2 separate regions of the Homo sapiens genome follow, and region 1 is linked to region 2. The links are chromatin loops, found by intact Hi-C in ENCODE. Cell type or tissue: MCF 10A. All regions are shown on one strand. Links, peaks and the distances in the headings refer to the core of each region. The heading gives the core; the rest is flanking DNA.

Region 1 (4,394 bases), core at 209-4,208, 1.6 Mb after region 2:
GCAGTGGCTCACGCCTGTAGTCCCAGCATTTTGGGAGGCCTAGGTGGCCAGATAACTTGAGGACAGGAGTTCGAGACCAGCCTGGCCAACATAGTGAAGTTCTGTCTCTACTAAAAATACAAAAATTAGCTGGGTGTACTGGCGCACACCTGTAGTCCCAGCTACTTGGGAGGCTGAGGCAGGAGAATCACTTGCACTTGGGAGGTGGAGGTTGCAGTGAGCCGAGGTCATACCAATGCACTCCAGCCTAGGCGACAGAGTGAATGAGACTGTCTCAAAAGATAATAATAAAATAAAAAATAAAATAACTGCTTTATCCCAGTATTAAAATATTAGTACTTACTGGTTTTTTAATCAATGTAGGGTAGTAACAGGCATTATATCTTCTTCCCAAATGTTATATTTAATATTGTTAAATGTTTGTGGTTATTAAATGTTAAAAGTAACGATACTGTCCGGGCACAGTGGCTCATGCCTATAATCCCAGCACTTTGGGAGGCTGAGGCGGGCAGATCACGAGGTCAGTAGATCGAGACCAGCCTGGCCAAGATGGTGAAACCCCATCTCTACTAAAAATACAAAAATGAAATGAACCCATCCATAGGTTACAAAGCACAAAGTTAAACTAGGACCATTAGCTCCTGAAAAAAAAAAAATGCCCAGATACGTTTTTGGAAATGGAGAAAGACCTGGAAAAGAATGTGACTAAATTGTTTTGATCAGTCCTATCCTATAAGACCTAGCAAAAAAAAAAAAAATTGTTTTGAAAGCTGGGTTTCAAATGTGGGACAATTAAGCTATGTATTTGTAAACATGGCTATTGAAAAGAATGTATGACTTTCCTCCCAATTAAAATACCATGCAAATGTGATGCAAATGTGTAAGGCTGAGCTTTGTCAGCTAAAACTAATTAACAGAACAACTCAAATGATATCATTTCTAGGTGAATTTGTTTGTGATCAGACCATTTTCTTTTTTTTTTTTTCAGACAGAGTCTAGCTCTGTCGCCAGGCTGGAGTGCAGTGGCGCAGTCTCAGCTCACTGCAACCTCTGCCTCCCGGGTTCAAGTGATTCAGGAGTTCGAGACCAGCCTGGCCCACATGGTGAAACCCCGTCTCTACTAAAAATACAAAAAACCAGCCAGGCGTGGTGGGATGCATCTGTAGTTCCTGCTACTCGAGAGGCTGAGGCAGGAGAATCGCTTGAACCCGGGAGGTGGAGGTTGCAGTGAGCCAAGATCGTACCATTGGACTCCACCCTGGGTGACAAGAGTGAAACTCTGTCTCAAAAAAAAAAAAAAAAAGATTCTATGACATAAAAATCTGGTATGAGGTAGTGCAGGGCTGGTGTGATGGGTCCACAGTATCAGGAAAACGACTTTCTTCTGTCTTGTTGCATGTTCTTCATTCTCCATTCCGAAAACGACGTCTTGTTCCAGATGGCTGCTCCGTCTCCAGCCATTGCACCTGCAATCCAGATCAGTGGAAGGCGGAAAGAGGAGAAATAGGGCAACACTCTCAAGGACTTTCCCACAGTTTTACCCACATCCCATTGGCCAGAACGTACCACATGGCCACACATAGTTGCAAGGGAGGCTGGGAGATGTAGTCATTATTCAGTGTAGCCATTTGCCCCAGCTGAAAACCAAGTGAGAATGGGTCTTGAGGGATCATGAGTATGAAGTCTTTGCCACAGGTAGATCCTATCTTTAATCCCCTTTTACAAACGAGGAAACTGAGAAGTTAGTGACCTGATCAAAGTCACAGTGTGAATAGGTGATGAACTGCAAAATATTTTGTGACACTTTTCTTCATGCACCTTACATTAGTAAAGTCTTAGTTATTAACCCTTCAACATTGCCCAGGAGACAAAAACACCACTTTGGCTGGGCGCAGGGCTCACGCCTGTAATCCCAGAACTTTGGGAGGCTGAGGCACGTAGATCACTTGAGGTCAGGAGTTCGAGACCACCCCGTCTCTACTAAAGATACAAAAATTAGCCAGGCATGGTGGTACTCGCCTGTAATCCCAGTTATATGGGAGGCTGAGGCAGGAGAACACTTGAACCCTGGAGGCAGAGGTTGCAGTGAGCTGAGCTCACGCCACTGCACTCCAGCCTGGGTGACAGAGCGAGACTCCATCTCAAAAAAAAAAAAAAAAAAAAGAAAAACGCACATTTAAAATTTTGTTCTTTATACTGAAGTCATTGCTTATTTTATCAAATAGAAATTTTTCAGGGCAGCTATGCCTGAGGCAGAGAACGTGTGCAGACTTAACAGAAAGATGGGGTTTCTCTATCTCCGGGGAAAGGAGGGCAAAGGGGTCCACCACGCTCATGCCCACGGAGGGCTTAGGGGTCTGCCTTGCTCATGCCCACGGAGGGCTTGTGAGCTGCTCCGATGCCGCTTTCCCCCATCCAGGCAGCGCTCCCTGTGGCCATAGCTGCAGCATTACTGCCCTCTACAGGCCGCCTGGAGCCCCGACATGGGAGTTCAACCACAGCTGCGTCTACGCCAGGGACAGGGGACAGAGAAATGGAGCCCCTCCTTCCCACCTTGCTCGTGGCAAGCATGGGGAAACTTCAGTGGGAAGAGCGAAAAAGGAGAGAAAAGTGGGGAGATCGATGAGGAAAGATCATGATTGTGAGAAGCGTGGGAGCAAATTGGGGAGCGGGTCAGGGAGGAACATGGGAATCAGGACTACGTGGCTTTGAGGAGTCACACGGGGGGCTACCTTCCCCCACATGCCAGAAAATCCAGACTGCAGAAGCCCATTTAGGCACTGTCTCTCCTGCCCAGCCGGGCCCCACCAGCTCACTCATTGCCAGCTCCACGTCAGCCCCTCTCTTGTATCAAGCACTGTGCCAGGGATGAAGGATGCAATGGTTCAAGAGAGAGAGGGTCCCCACCCAACCCCTAAAAAGGGAGCAGGACAATGACACCTAGAATTCAATGAATAATAAGCTGGGACAAGCATGATGAAGGCAAAGAATGGGGGGAAGGTGGGAAAATTCGCAGGGGCCTGGGTGGGACCTGGTTTGAAACAAAAGCTGAAGATGGATGAGGACCCGACCAGGGGAAGATGGAGTGGGAGAGGGGCAAGGGGAGCCCCCAAGACCGAGGGACCAGCAGGTGCAAAGACTCCAGGTGAGCTAGGACTGAGCCTGCCCATGGAGAGGAAGCGGGGCCAGGGTGGCAGGGGCAAAGTGGACACTCCAGAGAGCCATGGGCAGGGACGGTGTCCCAATCAGGTCTATACTTAGGAAGGTTTAGATTTAGATTTCCATGGCTTCTGGGTGGAACACGGGTTGGGAGCAGGCAGGACAAGAACTTGTGAGGAGGTCACTGCAGATGTTGGGTGAGGGGGGACGTTGGCCTGAACTAGGTCAATTGTGGAGGGGTGAAGAGAGGCGGGTGGACTCGAGGGCTATTGGGACAATGAAAGCCAGAGGACTGTGTCTACACAACAGGAGGCCCCACATGGAGGGATTAAGAGTGTGGGCTCAGTCCGCTGTGGTGTCTGACGCCTGTAATCCCAGCACTTTGGGAGGCGGACTCAGGAGGATGGTTTGAGACCAGGATTTTTTTTTTTTTTTCGAGACAGAGTCTCACTCTGTTGTCCAGGCTGGAGTGCAATGGCACGATCTCAGCCCACTGCAACCTCAGTCTCCCAAGTAGCTGGGACTACAGGCACGTGCCACCACATCAGGCTAATTTTTGTATTTTTAGTAGAGACTGGGTTTCACCATGTTGACCAGGCTAGTCTTGAACTCCCAACCTCAAGTGATCCACCCACCTCAGCCTCCCAAAGTGCTGGGATTACAGGCGTGAGCCACCACGCCGGGCAGAGACCAAGAGTTCGAGACCAGCCTGGGCAATAGGGTGAGCTCTCTTCCCTATAAAAATAACGTTTTTGGTTTTTTGTTTGTTTTTTGAGACACAGTTCCACCTTTGTTGCCTAGGCTGGAGTGCAATGGCGCAATCTCGCCTCACTGCAACCTCTGCCTCCCGGGTTCAAGTGATTTTCCTGCCTCAGCCTCCCAAGTGGCTGGGATTACAGGTGCCTGCCACCATGCCCAGATAATTTTTTTGTATTTTTGGTAGAGACGGGGCTTCACTATGTTTGCCAAGCTGGTCTCAAATTCCAGACCTCAAGTGATCCACCCACCTCCACCTCCCAAAGTGCTGGGATTACAGGCGTGAGCCACCGAGCCAAACCCAATTTATTATTTTTTTAATTTAGCCGAGTGTGGTGGTACACACCTGTAGTCCCAGCTACTCGGAGGCTGAGGTGGGAGAATCACTTGCGTGAATCACGGGAGGCAGAAGTTGCAGAGAGCCGAGACTGCACCACTGCACTCCAGCCTAGGCAACGACAGAGTGAGACACTGTCTCA
Region 2 (4,394 bases), core at 285-4,284:
GAGCCGAGATCAAGACACTGCACTGCAGCCTGGGCAACAGAGTGAGACCCTGTCTCAAAGGAAAAATTAAAAAAAAAAAGTTTTGTTAGATGGGACCAGAGTGGTATAAGTCCAGAGCTCATTTTGCCTTAATACTGAGGTAAAACCTTTCTGGGATCTGACTTGATGCTACATGAATTATGACATTTTCTATTGCAGTTGTTGGGATCAGGAACTACCCAGCCTTGCATGAGCTCTGGGAATTGTTCACTTTAAGGCCGGGGTGGTTCTTTCCCCAGCCTGGGGTTGTTTGCTTGCATGCACCTGCTCAACTGAAGACTTAGGGGAGCCCTCTGCCCATCTCAGGACATTCTCTGCATGGCCCTCTGCTGCCTCTGCTCCATCCTTCACACCCTAGCCACATCGGCACTCCTCCTTCCCAGCTCTGTCTCTTGAAGGTCAATGGACTCCCTTTGGCGGACTGTTCGTGTGCCAACGCCTGGAAACTTTCCTCAGGCAGTCAGCTGGGCAATTATAGGACACACTTCATCTCTTTCCCACAGCACGGGGATCACCATCCTTCAAGACCTGATGGCCGGTGTCTGGAACACCATTGCTTTATGGTTTTTGAGTGTTTTTGGAGTCATTTCAGGTAGGAGGGTAAGATCAATCCTTGTTTACTCAATCTTGTCTAGAAGGTGAAATCTATTAGATTTTTATTGATACACATATATATGTATATTTATATTTAAATACATATATATGTTATATGTATGTATATTTATATTTAAATACATATATATGTTATATGTATGTATATTTATATTTAAATACATATATATGTTATATGTATATTTATATTTAAACACATACATATGTTATATATATGTTTGCTTTTATGTTTTTGAGGAATAAATATATAAATAATGGTATGGAAGGGCTTGACTGAAAAGTAAAAGTCTTCTTCTGTACCCCATTCCCCTACTCCACACCTGCCCGGCCCACAAAGATTTCTCACTTTGGCACTGTTTCCTGTGTATCCTCCCAGAAGTGTTTGTGTGTACAATTCCATATGTATCTGCTTAAGTGGTATCACACTATATTTGCTGTTTTATACCTTGGTTTCTTCACTTAATATACCCTTTTATTATTTTTTTTTGAGACACAGTCTTGGTTTGTCACCTGGGCTGGAGTGCAGTGGTATGATCATGGCTCACTGTAGCCTCCACTTCCTTTGCAGCCTCCACTTCCTGGGCCCAAGTGATCCTCCTACCTCAGTCTCCCAAGTAGTTAGGACTATAGGTGTGAGCCACCATGCCTGGCTAAATTTTTTATTTTTTGTAGAGGTGGAGTCTCACTATATTGTCTCATTTTGGCCTCAAGTGATCCTTCCACCTCAGCCTCCCAAAGTGCGTGAGCCACTGTGCCCAGCCATCTAATACAAAATCTTTCCTTATCAGCCAATACTGGTCTGACTTACTGTTTTTTTTGTTTTTTTTTTTGAGATGGAGGCTGGCTTTGTCGCCCAGGATGGAGTGCAGTGGCACGATCTCGGCCCACTGCAAGCTCCGCCTCCCAGGTTCACTCCATTCTCCTGCCTCAGCCTCCCGAGTAGCGGGGACTACAGGTGCCAGCCACCACGCCAGGCTAATTTTTTCTATTTTTTAGTAGAGACGGGGGTTTCACTGTGTTAGCCAGGATGGTCTCGATCTCCTGGCCTCAAGTGATCCACCCACGTCGGCCTTCCAAAGTGCTGGATTACAGGCGTGAGCCACTGTGCCCGGCCACTTAATATGAACGCTTTCCTTATCAGCCAATACTGGTCTGCCTTACTCTTTCTGTGTTGCTGAACTTTCTGTAGAATGGGTGTTCTATATTTTATTTAGCTGCCCTTACTTGGGGATATTTGGTCAGTTCTACCTTTTTTGCTGCTTGCGGTCAGTGCAGCAATGAACATAGTTCTGCGTGTGTTTTTAGCACACGTGCGTGTGTCTGCAGGTAGATTTCCTGAAAGATTATTGGATCACTGGATGCCAACCAGGGCCAGTGCTCTAAACACAGAAAGATTTCTTCTGAAACTGAAAATGAAAAACAAAATGCTTTGCTATAAAATACATTTTAGGTTTTGAAGGGTACAAAATGATAGCCGGGCGTGGTCGTGGGCGCCTGTAGTCCCAGCTACTGGGGAAGCCGAGGCAGGAGAATCGCTTGAACCCGGGAGGCAGAGGTTGCAGTGAGCCGAGATTGCGCCACTGCACTCCAGCCTGGGTGACAGAGCGAGACTGTCTAAAAAAAAAAAAAAAAAAAGTTGAATGATACAAATTGAGATGGATGCTGAATTGTAAGCAGAGCAGGTTCTTTTTGGGTTTTCTCTGTCTCGTGTGTGTGTGTGTGTGTGTGTGTGTGTGTGTGTGTGTGTGTGTGTGTGTGTGTATGTCCCCATTTCCCTGTTTCCTAAGCACTGCTTAGAGCCACCTCCAGTCACAAATTTTGGCTTCGAGGAAGGCAAAGGTTAGACAAGATTCCTGCCTGCCATAGGGTGCGCCAGTGGAACGCCTGTTGGCTCGAGTGGCACTGATGACTCATTTGATCTGAGGGATTCTCCCTTTCTTCCCCTCCTCCTCCTCGGAATATCACGTTGCCTCCCGTGCTTGCAGGGATCTGGGGCTGGGTGAACAGGGATGAGTGAGGCTGTGTAGCTGCTCCTGGGCGGGTTGGAGGGTGCTAGGTGCCCGCTGTGAGCAGGCCCTGAGTTGGGGCTGGGTGGGGACGTGGCCGGGAGATGACAACATGAAGTTCTCAACTCAGGAGGCTCTGCCATGACAGGGGCTCCAAACCCAACAGATGCCATTGCTGCTGCTACCACCTTCTATGCCAAACCCTTAGGAAACATTTCTCCAAGCACAGCCAGCTCCCCCTGAGTCAAACGCCAGCAAATTAAATTTCCACCATCCTATTGTGTGGTTCTCACTTAGGGGTTTCCTCTCCACCTCCCACACCAGGCTGAGCCCTCCAAGGTCGGGGTTTGTGTCTCATCTGTGTTTTTCTTCTTCGATGACTCCCATGCCTGATCTCACACACAGTGCACACACACACGCACCCACACTGACACACAGCCTCACACCTCTCCAGGCTCACTCTCACACACAGAACTCGTTCAGTCTCACGCTTACATATACACTTGCACACACGTACTCTTACACTGTCACACACACCTACCCCCACTCACACCCATACTCAGCCACACACACACATTCACACACTCACATTTGCTGTTTCTCACACTCACTGCACATTCTCCCACTGATTCTTTTACAGACTCACGCATCCACACTCACACATTTACACACACACTATCCTCTCACACACCTATCCTCTAACCTACGCACACACATAATTTGCATTTGCGTATGCACACAGTCATATTCACTCACGCACACACACTCATTCTCACTCCCATTCTTATACACTCAACACACGTGCACTCACATTCACACACCCATTCTTTCACAGCTATCCGCCTGCACACTGTGGCCACATCCCCTGACCCAAGACATATAATAAATGTTATAATATGCCCATATAGCATATAATATACCCATATGCTGTAATAATACCCAGCAATATTCTGCTCCTCCCCTGCAGCCATTTAGCAATACCTTTCAATGGGTCAACATTTGGAATCAGTAATACATTACCATAGTTCAAAATACAAAATGTACAAAAGAGCACACCTGGAAGCTCTCCCTCTTGCCCTCTGCCAGCTCCTCTCCTGTCCTCTTCCTTGGTCCTTCTGGCGGGTTGTGTACCTCTGCAAACACCACCCTCCACCCCCGTTTTCAGCCAAATGATAGCAGATTGGACTCTTGCCTCTCCCTGCACCTCATGCATCCCTCTGCACGGTTACTCCACATTAGCACACATAGATTTTCTAGCCCCGTGCTGTCCAGTATGATAGCCAGTGGCCACATGTGGCGATTTAAATTTCAATTAAGAGTTGGCTAACCACATTTCAAGTGCTCAGTAGCCACATGTGGTTAGCGCAGAACAGTACATTTCCATTGCTACAGAAACTTCTGTCAGACAGCGCTGTGCCAGCTGTCACCTAAGACGGTCCCCAATGCGTTCCTTCGGCAGGCAGATGGGTTTCACATCAGGTTCACAGATGCAGCGCGGTTTCTTTCCAGCCCGTGGAGCTCAAGCAGCTGTCTCAAAACAATCTGGGCAGGTTCCAGGCAGAGATGGCAGGAAAATGGCCCGGCGACCTTGACCTGGAGCGTCCAAAGTGTGGGAGGCCCAGGTGGGGGAGCAGGATCAGGAATCCTGCTCCTAGGGACAGTGAGGTCTCTGCCTCTCCCATCTCTCTGACCCTCCTCCTCCACTGCCCACACAGGGTAGGATTCTGCTGGCCATCT

Evidence for each region. Peaks named below come from ENCODE experiments on the same cell type or tissue, not always from the same donor. Only the 100,000 strongest peaks of a DNase experiment are listed, where the experiment ranks them.
Region 1: a loop joins it to region 2, with 8 times the contacts of the local background. A loop is called at or near these places in 3 of 110 quality-filtered maps.

The regions. Positions count from the first base shown.
Region 1 is chr16:9,137,286-9,141,679 of GRCh38, reverse strand. No RefSeq gene overlaps it. Among named protein-coding and RNA genes, the nearest start is that of HAPSTR1, 48 kb to the right of the region's middle. In MCF 10A, for the core only: a CTCF peak has its summit at 2,468 (motif pointing left); a DNase peak (open chromatin) is centred at 2,449.
Region 2 is chr16:10,728,035-10,732,428 of GRCh38, reverse strand. No RefSeq gene overlaps it. Among named protein-coding and RNA genes, the nearest start is that of NUBP1, 14 kb to the left of the region's middle. In MCF 10A, for the core only: no CTCF peak of the experiment used is centred there; a DNase peak (open chromatin) is centred at 2,558.